Linked DNA regions of Mus musculus: region 1 is linked to region 2. The links are chromatin loops, found by intact Hi-C in ENCODE. Cell type or tissue: left cerebral cortex. All regions are shown on one strand. Links, peaks and the distances in the headings refer to the core of each region. The heading gives the core; the rest is flanking DNA. Region 1 has its middle 16 kb from the start of Gm52252. Region 2 holds the start of Gm33330 (a long non-coding RNA gene).

Evidence for each region. Peaks named below come from ENCODE experiments on the same cell type or tissue, not always from the same donor. Only the 100,000 strongest peaks of a DNase experiment are listed, where the experiment ranks them.
Region 1: a loop joins it to region 2, with 4 times the contacts of the local background. A loop is called at or near these places in 23 of 42 quality-filtered maps.

The regions. Positions count from the first base shown.
Region 1 is chr16:30,501,182-30,506,558 of GRCm38, forward strand. No RefSeq gene overlaps it. Among named protein-coding and RNA genes, the nearest start is that of Gm52252, 16 kb to the right of the region's middle. In left cerebral cortex, for the core only: a CTCF peak has its summit at 3,095; a DNase peak (open chromatin) is centred at 3,069; H3K27ac peaks cover 427 bases.
Region 2 is chr16:30,250,038-30,255,414 of GRCm38, forward strand. It overlaps Gm33330 (a long non-coding RNA gene), which reads right to left and starts at 3,187. Exons shown (of 2, transcript XR_876005.1): 1 at 2,789-3,187. In left cerebral cortex, for the core only: a CTCF peak has its summit at 2,217 (motif pointing right); a DNase peak (open chromatin) is centred at 2,206; H3K4me3 peaks cover 529 bases.

The DNA of each region.
Region 1 (5,377 bases), core at 64-5,063, 250 kb after region 2:
CCCTCTGGTGGCAACAGGGTGGACTGGAGCTGGACAGGAAGACTGGAGATCCGTTAGACTGTGGCTGAGGCAAAGGCTCATGGGTAGCGGAAGCACCACGTGCCTCTGAGCTTCGCTTCGCTAGTGTGGTCTGCAGAGCTGCAGCCTGGGTGACACCTTGAGTGTGTCAGAGACACAGACGCTCGTGTGTATGTGTGAGCCTCACCCTGACTCCTGTAAGAAGACAGGAGATTCTCAGTAAGTGCTTTAAAACCTGGCCCACGTTGGTATGGCTCCCTGGGCTTGTCATTTGTTCCTAATCATGGATCCTTCTAAGAATCAGAGGAAAGGCAAATGTGCATATGTGTACATAGTAAAATTGGAGAGGATCTATAGAACAGCATCAGGGTTTTCTCTTCTCACGACTGGGTCTGAAGAAATCTCTAACTCTTCGCAGTTTAGATGGGGGAGGGAGGGTAAGGAGTTGGTGCTTCAAAAAATTTTAGGCCTGAAATACAGGTTGTTGTTTTAGGTGTCTGTAGAGAGCCCAGGCAAGGCTCCATCACACGCAGCCTTTGCTGTGAGGGGGGCAGACTCTGTTCCCATACTGCCCTCAACCCCGGCATTGTTCTCCAAACCTCTGGTGATCTGAGCAGATACCCTAGAGAGACAAAACGGGGCCCACCCTGGCTTCCTTGGGCAGGACAGGGCCTGGCTGTATGTTTTTCTTTAGTTTCAGAAAAGCCAAAATTAGCCTCTCTGTTGTTTCTTTTCTCAGGAGCCTCTAAATTGTATCTCAGGAAAGGATTATTGTGCTCTGGGGACCCTATCTTATCGTGGGGTGTGGCGGTGGCAGGGGGTGGGAGTGGGGGATGGGTAAGAGGGAAATGGTCTTTGACAAATTGGTTCACTTTGGACAATCACATGACTTCCCACCACATCATGCCCACCCCAGCTTCGGTAAGGCTATTGTGTCAATTCCCAAATATTCAGCCAAGTGGGAGGCCTAAGAAAGTCCGGGAGAAACGAGATCTAAAACACAACCATGTGGATGAAGCCCTTTGCTTTCTCTGTCAGGGGTGACACCAGGGAGGCCCTGGCTCTGGGACTTGTACACTGGCTTGAAGGACTGCACACACAGCTGTGGCAAGCCAACTGTTAGGGGCAGTCACCACCTCCTCTTGAGAAGAACAGTTCTGTCTGAGGTGTGGGCTCTGGAGGCTGGAGCATTGGAGCCAAGTGTGTGTCTCAACATAGGCTGGGGTCCCTTGCTGACCCCTTCTGAGGAGATATGAAACTATTCTCGTGGCAAAAACTGCTCAGAAGACAAAACTCACGTGTGGTCAGCCAGGGAACAAAATGTGAGCTGTTTCACACAAAGAATTTAAGGCACGGCCAGGCGTTTGTTTGCCCTTACGCAATCTTCAAAGACTCCTGGGTCTGGTGAGAGCGAGCGAGCGAGCGAGCGCGAGCGTGAGTTCCCACTGACCTCACTCAGCCTTGCTCAGCTTGGGGACATTGGAGGGGGGGCGCGGACAAGGCTGGGGATGGGCAGCCACACGTGAGAACGAGCGTTATCGACGGGGAACACTTTTTCCTCGTGCTCATTCGGTCATCTGTCTGATATGTCTGTGGGTGGAGGTGGGCAGGAGGGAAGGGAGTGTCCAGAAAAGAGCCATGAGGTCATCGGTGCACCGGGCTTCCCTCGCTGACCAATTGTCTTCCTGACGTGGATTCCCAGGGGCTGTACCTCCGCTCCCACACTTGCTAGGATTCCCGATTTGGATCTACACATTTTCTTCCATCTCAAACTATGACCCGACAGCCAGACAGGCAATATATTGTTTGTCAAGACATCTGAGATTTATCTGAAAGCTGCAGCTTGTTTTCAGCTTTGCCGACAGCTTGGATGCATTGGACCCTATCTGAGAGCTATTCCTGCTGCATAACCCCCTAGCTAGGCACCACCATATAGGCAGCCCTCCACCTCCTTGCCCAAGCCCTATCTACTGTTCTGTGACATCTTACTAGGATTTGGGGTTCCTCCCCATCCCCCCCCGCCCCATATCACTGAATCAGTATTACTAGTGAGACGCCTAGACCTTGAGAATCTGTTGTGAGCATGACACCTTCAGAGAGTCTGCAGTGTGTGTGTGTGTGTGTGTGTGTGTGTGTGTGTGTGTGTGTAGGTAGGTAATATGAAAACTGACTTAGCTCCAGTCTTTGGTTCATGAATAGTTCCACTGTGGACTACAGTGTAGAAGTGTGCAGCCGCAAATGAGTTAAGTACCCAACCTCCCTTCTCTACAGACATCCTTCAATAACCAATGAGGCTCAACCCTCCTGACACACTGGTCCTTTTTCCTGGCTGCATAGAGGAATTTGCTGGGTTTTGAACAACAGCCCATCATGTGGTTTCCAGGCAGAGATTAGGCATGTGGGAGATTTTCTCCTACCTTACAGAAAGAAGCAAGCACCTGCCCTGGAGTCCCAGATATCGGCTTCCTCAGGAGTACAGGTGTTGGTAGTCTTAAAGGGGTACCCCCTTTGAACAGTAGTTTTCAGCCCATGTGTCTTGACTTCTGGAGGAGGGGGTGTCAGACAACCAACCCTTTCACAGGGGTTGCCTAAAACCACTGGAAAACACGATTCATAACGGTAGCAAAATTACAGTTATGAAGTAACAAGGGAAATAATTTTATGCCTGGGATCACCACGACATAAGGGACTGCATTAAAGGGTCACAGCATTAGCGTGGCTGAGAACCACTGATCTAGAAGCTTAATAGGAACCACTAAGTACAGTCTTCTGGGCAGACGTCGGGCTTACAGGGCATTTTCTTTCAAAGAACAACCTCACTGTCTGAGAATCCGGATGTGTTGCCACCCTAAGGTTCCAAGGTAGTCAGAGAAAAGCTGCAGCCACCTCAGGGCTCTGGGGAGAGGAGGCGTGGCTCCGTGAGCTGGAACCTGACGTTTGGAAGCAGCTGGTAAACAGAGAGGAGCTCTTCAGGTGAACTACTGGGTCAGCAAAGGCCAAAGCTGCCCCGACGGCCTGTGGGGCCAGCGGAAGGCACAGTAGGACCCGTGTCCAACAGTGACACCGTGAGGCAGCAAGTAGTCACAGCAGCGGTAACGGCCACTAATATCCGTTGGTTTTTACTTAGCCATCACCGGTCTCTTACTACTCATACTTACTATGTCCTGCTTTGTTCTCTGTGCCTTTATATTGTTCATATTTGTTGATGGATTCATTGTGTTTGGATGTATATACTTTACATAGCTTATATAGTCATTTACTGGAAATATTTGTGTGTGCTATGTAGCTTGGTGGCTTTGAACCTCTGACCCTCCTGCCTCCCCCTCCATAGTGCTGAGGGCTATGGGCACAATCCACCACGCTGGCAAATGCACAGCCTCTACTGTGGAACTAGAGAAACAAAAATGAAATGATGTTTTCACCCTCAGAATTTGCAAAACAAAAAAAAAAAAGGTGAACGTGGTTATGGGGGTCCCCAACCCAGTCACTAACTCTATAATACACAAAGGGTTGGGCCAGGAAACGTGAATGAAATCTAAACCACGAACAAGCCACAGGTAGTTCTGATGCAGGGCCAGGGTGGAGAACTGTTGCTTTAATTCAGTAACCGTCACAACTCACAACGAACAGGCAGTCCCATTTCCAGGAACAGTCTAGTTTTCATGAGCATGGCCGAAACTGCCTTTGTGTCATACATGTGTGGGGAATTGTACTCATACACATATAGGACATGTATGCATCCATGCGCCCCGGGCTCTTGACCTCTCTACTTGGGAGACCATGATCTGCTCTTCAAAGACAGACTCAAAGGTCATATCCTTGGTAACTTGCCTCCCAGCTCTGGCTTTCAACAGCCCAGGCTCGCTGGATGCTATGATCTCATCTCTAGACAACACAGGCCAGGACTGGGTGTTATTTAGATTCCTTCCAGACCCAGCAGGGTGGCCTGGACACACTAACCCCTCAGAAAGTATTATTTGATGGCTGGAGAGACTGCTCTTCCAGAGGACCCTGGTTCAATTCCCAGTCTCCACATGGTGGCTCATAACTGTAACTCCAATTCCTGGAACTGGCACCTTTATAGACATATACATACAGACAAAAACATCAATGCACATTAAAATAAATAAAATTTAAAAAGTGTTAGTTGAATGACTATAAAGGAAGGGAAAAGCCAAAGAATATGGAAAGGCAAAGGAGGCAGAAATGTAACCCCATTCATAGGCTAGTCAGTGAAGTCTGATTTAATGTTGGTCCCTTGAGAGAGTTCGACATTTGTTCTGCACTGTGACTGCCCATTGGAGCACTGGCCTGTCTCCCAGTAACTGTGCGTACAGGGAGAGGTGAAATTACAGTATTACTAAGCAACATTCCTTGTCTCACAACCGCTTGTGATGGGAAGATATTAACTATCTCACTTTACAGCTGAGGAAACAGAGGAAGATGTTTCCATGTCGAGCTCCATGTGGCTCAGGGGTAGGGCGCTCGTGGAGCACTCTCTAGCATGGGTTCCCTGTCTGCTCAGTGGGCTCTGCTCTGCCTCTCTGACTCGGCCATTAAGGCCAGCATCTCAGACTGATGGTTATTCTTTGTCAGCGGGACTGGATTTGGCAGCACATCTCAAGGAGATTCTAGTGTGGTTTAACAGAGTGGGGCAGACATGCCCTGAGGGTGGTTGGCTCCCCGTGGGCTGAGAGCTGAGCCTAACACTTACTTCCCTGAGCCTCCTGACTGTGGATGCAAGGTGAGTTGTCCTGCTGCCGTGCCCCGCCCCCTGCAATGAGAACCTGCACCCCTTCAAATTGTGAGCCCCCCCAAAAAACCTCTTCCTCAAGTTCCTTCTGGGTGGGTCCTTGGTCATAGTGATAACAAAAGTAACTGAACTAGTCCAGTCCCCTCTGTCTCCCATCTTCCCTGACATGCCAACACTGGCTCCCCCAGGACACTGGCTCACTTGGGACCGTAGGCGAGTCACTAGATTGACTGCGGGGGGGGGGGGGGGGGGGAACTATTTCCTGCCCAAGGCTGCTCTGTGACCAAGGTAACACACTGTGTGGCTCTGCTCACACATCCCAGGGTCTCCTCAATCCTGCATGCTCACCATTTTAACTGTACATATGGCTGGATAATAAAAATGTGTTCGAGCATTGAAAGACAACCAGGCCGGGCGTGGTGGCGCACGCCTTTAATCCCAGCACTTGGGAGGCAGAGGCAGGCGGATTTCTGAGTTCGAGGCCAGCCTGGTCTACAAAGTGAGTTCCAGGACAGCCAGGGCTACACAGAGAAACCCTGTCTCGAAAAAATAAATAAATAAATAAATAAATAAATAAATAAATAAATAAATAAATAAATGGCAGAC
Region 2 (5,377 bases), core at 258-5,257:
AGCTATTAGTAAGCAAGGCTGGGGCCAGAACCACCGTGAGTTCTGACACAAAGGATGTCAGTGGTATGCTGACATCTGCATCCACCCAGAAGCCTTTGGAGCCTCCCAGACAAGAAGGCAGAGCTGAGAGCCTGGATGGATGTCGCAGGCCCCTTAGTGAGTCCCAGGGGAAATTCTCAAGTTCTGCAGGAGCAGGAAGGACTCCACTCATAAGCAGAGGCTTTAAGTCACCTCTAGGCAGGAACCCAAGAGTACCCCAAAAGCCCTCTAAGAGTCAAGATTCTCTAAGGCGGAGCTGAGCTCCGGTTATGAGAGTTGCCAGGGGACAGAGCTGTTCCCACTGCTCTCAGAGAGTGGCCCAGGAGTGTCTCAGCAGTATGCTTGATGGCTCCAAAGAAGGCACAGGATGGAGAGTCCCAGAGAGACTGCCTCCATTGGGGAGGGGTGGGGAAGGAAGCAGACATTGGTCCTGTTGCTCAGTTCAACCAGGTACAGGGCATGGCTTAGAATCCTAGGGCATGCTGAACTCTCCTGGTGGAGGTGTTTTCCATTTAGGAAAAGCTCTAAAAGGGCTTTCCTTCCTTCCTTCCTTCCTGCCTTCCTTCCTTCCTTCCTTCCTTCCTTCCTTCCTTCCTTCCTTCCTCCCCTCCCCTCCCTCCTTCCTTCCTTCCTTCCTCCCATCCCTCCCTCCCTCCCATCCCTCCCTCCCTCCCTTCCTCCCTCCCTTCCTTCCTCCCCTCCCTCCCTCCTTCCTTCCTTCCTCCCCTCCCTCCTTCCTTCCTTCCTCCCCTCCCTCCCTCCCTCCCTCCTTCCCTCCCTTCCTCCTTCCCTCCCTCCCTCCCTCTCTCCCTCCCTCCCTCTCTCCCTTCCTTCCTGTCTGTCTTTTACTGGTATTTGAAATGTTCTTTTGTGTGCGGATGTACATATGCCATGGCATGAGAGTAGCTGTCAGGGGACAAGCTTCTGGAGTCGACCTTGTTTCTGCCACTGTGCAGGTTCTGACTAGATCTCTATCTGCCTCCCACTTTGCTGTAGGAGTCCTGGGATTACCCGTTGCTCATCACCATCAGGCTTTTTACACAGGATCAAACTTAGATGCTGCTTCCTGCCGAATGTCACTCTCAGCCAAGTGCACACGCCAGGTGGAACTCTAGCCCCTTGGGCAAGACAGAAACATCTGTACTAGTCAAGTTCTCTTACTCACAGAGTCATTGGACAGAAGCCCCTGGCTCATTCTGTCACTCTGAAGCCAGCAAGCTAGTCAGAACCTTCAGCAGCCACCACAAAAAGCAAAGCAAAGGCTCTAGAGAGCGCGGCACACCGGGCCTCCAGGTGAGTGAAGCTCTTGTTTCAAAGCAAATGTTGCCCCAGCTGTCTCACAGCCCTGAAGAAGCATTTCCCTCCAGGGATGCCCCACCCAGGCAGTGTCTACCATGAAGGCTGGCCCAATAATGGTTCTGACATCTCCTGATATTGCAGGTCTGAGAGCCAAGCCTCTAGCTTAGTGTTTCTCAACCTTCGGTCAGGACCCCTTTGTTGGGGCTGGGAGGGGGGCGTCGAATGATGCTTTCACAAGGGTCACCTTAAAACCATCCTTCAAATCAGATAATTACATTATGATGCATAACAGTAGCAAAATTACAATTATGAAGTAGCAATGAAATAATTTTATGGTTGGGGGTCACCACAACATGAGAGGGCTGTATTAAAGGGCCGCAGCATTAGGAAGGCTGAGAGTTACGGCACTAGCACGTGGGCTATAAAGGGCTTGAAGACAGGTGTGCCTGTTTCCAATATGTAAAGAGAGATGTAAAAGAAACGGCTATTTATACTCAAATTAAGATTCTAAAATACAGGCTATATATATTGCCAAGAGGAGATTGTTTTACAAAATGATGAACGACCAATATAATTCTAAACAGACAAAAGCCCGCTTCTTCCAACACACCCTGGCGGTCCTGGAACCCTGAAGTAGACTTCCATGCACCCAGACTCCAGTAGTAGATGTAGGCAGTAATGACTGTTGACAGGGTCGACAGCATAGCGGTGTCTAGCGGCACCTTTCGGCGTCGTGAGAGGACACAACAAGCTACCTTTGTGCCAGACCAGCCTCACTGACACCAGGCGGAAAACCAATTACCAACTCCGTTCCTGGACGCGTGGGCAGATAGGACCTGGCACTGCGGCTGTGCTGCCAGGAGGAGGCGTCACGGCCACCGCGGAAAGTCGTTCTACCAATTGGCCACAAGGGGGAGTGCCGAGACCAAGATCCTAACATCTGCAGGGTCACGGCCAGATGTGTGCTCGGAAGCAAACTGAAACCTCGGAAATAATTCACGGTGGGATTGCATAGTGCTAGGTTGTCTACTCTTTCACAGCACCGTCCAGCTCTCCAACATCTTCTATTAGCACCGGAAATTTTAGAAAAGTGCTTTTCCCTTATGCCCAAGAATGCAACCTCAAAAAAGAATCAGCAGTTTGCACGTTGTCAGGAGACAAGCCAACCAGAGCAGGTAAAACAAAGCCATGGCCCAGTGAGTAGCCAGCATTTGTCCAATCGTATCCCCACCCATACCCGCTTCCTTAGAAGTACAGCCGTGTCGTATCACACGGGGAACACATTCTTATAATGGTAGGAGGTTCTGTCAGGGTTTCCATTGCCCTGACGCCAACTCAGGAGTACAGGTCAGCCACTCTATGTGGTCTCGTGCAATCAACAGGCAACATGAGATGTACTTGGATACCAAAGTCTAAAGCAAGGGGCTGCACAGTAAACATTTTGTTTTACCTTTTTTTAGGGTCTCAGGGACACCATCCAGGGCCTCTCACATACTAGACAGGCAGTCTGCATCTCGGTAAAGGTTTCCCATACACGAAGGAATGCACTCTGAATAACGATAAACAGGCATAACAGTGTATGGGTCATCCATTGTAGGTATAGCATGCCATCCATAATTGCATGCGCTATACTTTTATGACGACAGAGTTGCTTTACAGTAGATTCCCCAGAAAACAGTGAATAAGATCCTCTGATTTTTGAACAGTTACCATGTTGCTAGAAGGTAAGAAGTTTTCAGATCTGTTACTGCTATCTTATGAGACCGTCTATGTACGTGGCCCATTGCTGACCAAAACATCATTTTAAAGGGCTGAATAATAACTATAATAATACAACAATCACTCTTTGGAAACCTACCTTACACCACTGTCTTGGTGTGCTGTGAAGTATTGAACTATTGGTAAGGAGGCACAGAGCTCAGCAGTCTGCCCAGAGTTCCATGGCTCGCAGGTGACAGGAGGTCACCAACCTGCAGTGTCAAAAGACTCCTGTAACAGAAAATCCTGTATGCCAACAGGAGGCACACTACAAGGACAAGGTGGGTTGGGGTATAAGACATGCTTTTCTATACAGTTTGTGTCTTGATTCAATCAAAGATCCGTATACTGTGTTATACTGGGTAGGTCCCATGAAGCCAACATTCACAACAGCCCTGGCTTGGGATGCAAACGTCACCATTGGGCACAAATCTGGGCGGCGCCTATGCAAACTGAACTTTGTTCTCTACCCTGGCTGTGGGTTAGAACCATGAGGAATAAATACTTTGTTGTTTATTTTAGAGGGTGACATCCTTGCCACCTCCCAATGTAACTTTAGTATTTTTAGTTAGAATCTCAGAAGATGAAGCCCAGACACCATAACTTGGTTTATACTGAACTTTGTTTTTTGCTTTTTGGGTTTTTTTTTTTTTTTTTTTTTTTTGGTTTTGTTTGTTTGTTTTTGTTTTTTTCTTCTTTGCGATAGATTCTCTCTATTTTGCCCAAATGAGACTTCAATTCCTGGGGCCAAGTGATCCTCCTGCCTCAGCCCCCTGAATAGTCAGGACTGCTGGTGTACGTCATTATGCTCAGCTAATCTTTGGGGCTTGTTTATATTTTGGTGCTGGAAGCTCAACAGTGCTAGCACACTCGGGAGCCGCAGCGCCGGTCTCTGATACTCGTTTTGATTGTTTTTAAAGTCTAGATGATCCTGGGGTTCCTCCAGCGTCTGTGTTGCTTAGATGAAGAAATAGACCCAGCAAGGGGTCATGAGTTAATAAATGTCAGAAGTTCTGAAAGCAGGGGACAGATGCCCTGATTTCTACTACAGAATCACAAAAACAAACATAAAACCCCAAAACCCAAAACCACTCGATTCTTGGTGGTTGTCACCGTGGCTCAGTGGTTAAGAGCATGTGTTGATCTTCCAAAAGACTTAGGTTCTGTTCCTAGGACCCATTTCAGGTGACTCACGGTGGCCTGTAACTCCAGCTCCAGGAGGTATGACGATCTGACTCTTTTTCTGGACACATATGCACATACTCCTATATGAATATACATACACATACACAATTCAAACTAACATAAATATTAAAAAAAAATAAAAACCCTCAGCTGTTGGATCAGGCTGGGCCACCCCACAAGGAGACATGACAGGAGACCCCTGGGTATCAGACCACACACAGAGAGCCACCTGCTTACACAGCTTACCTTGATGTAAGCTGGCTGTTACCACCAGTGTTCAGTGCTCTTTCCCCAGAGTCATTTGACTCAACACCATATTACGTCCTAATGTAATCCGGAGTTATGCTTTTAACATTTTTAATTGTGTGTGTGTGTGTGTGTGTTCAACCATGCACATGTGTAAATACAGATATGTGTATGCATACACATGCTATGGTATGTTTGTGAAGGTCAGTGGACAACTTTTGGAAACAGTTCTCTCCTTCTACCATATGATCTGGGGATCAAATTCAGGCTGTGAGTTATACACAGAAAATACTTTTATGTTCTGAGCCACCTGTCCTAGCAGTCCTGGAGTTATGCCTTTGAGAAGTCGTAATTGAGAGAACTGTTAGCTGCTTTTCTCCTTTCTTTCTGAGGTGAACAAATGACTTCTTGGGTCTCGCCTGGAACTCAGGCGCGACCTTGGATATTCCTTGGATAGACAGTTCTAAAGATGCTCTAATGTGCTCTGTGCTGTTATGTCCCCAGATGCTGTCCACTCTTAGAAAAAGTGGGCTGGCAGTTTGTCTTCTCTGAAAACTGAGACTACAGGAAGTTAGGATGCTGTGTGGAGGCTGTAGCCGCACTTCCCAGGTGACCCCTCTGGCTGGGGCCCTCAGATGAGGGCTGCTCCCGGAAGAGCACCTGCAGTTGGCTCACCTGCCGAGGTGCCCCAGCAGCCAGGCCTGTCGGCCCAGGTGGCTTCCTCTGCAGCTGGTGTGGCTGTGGGCTCTGCAGTGGGGTCACGCCATCACTGGGGGCTTCAGCGGAAGTGGTAATGCTGAGTCTGCAAAGCCAGGCATCGATAGCCTCAGGGAACCCAGCTGCAGGACCA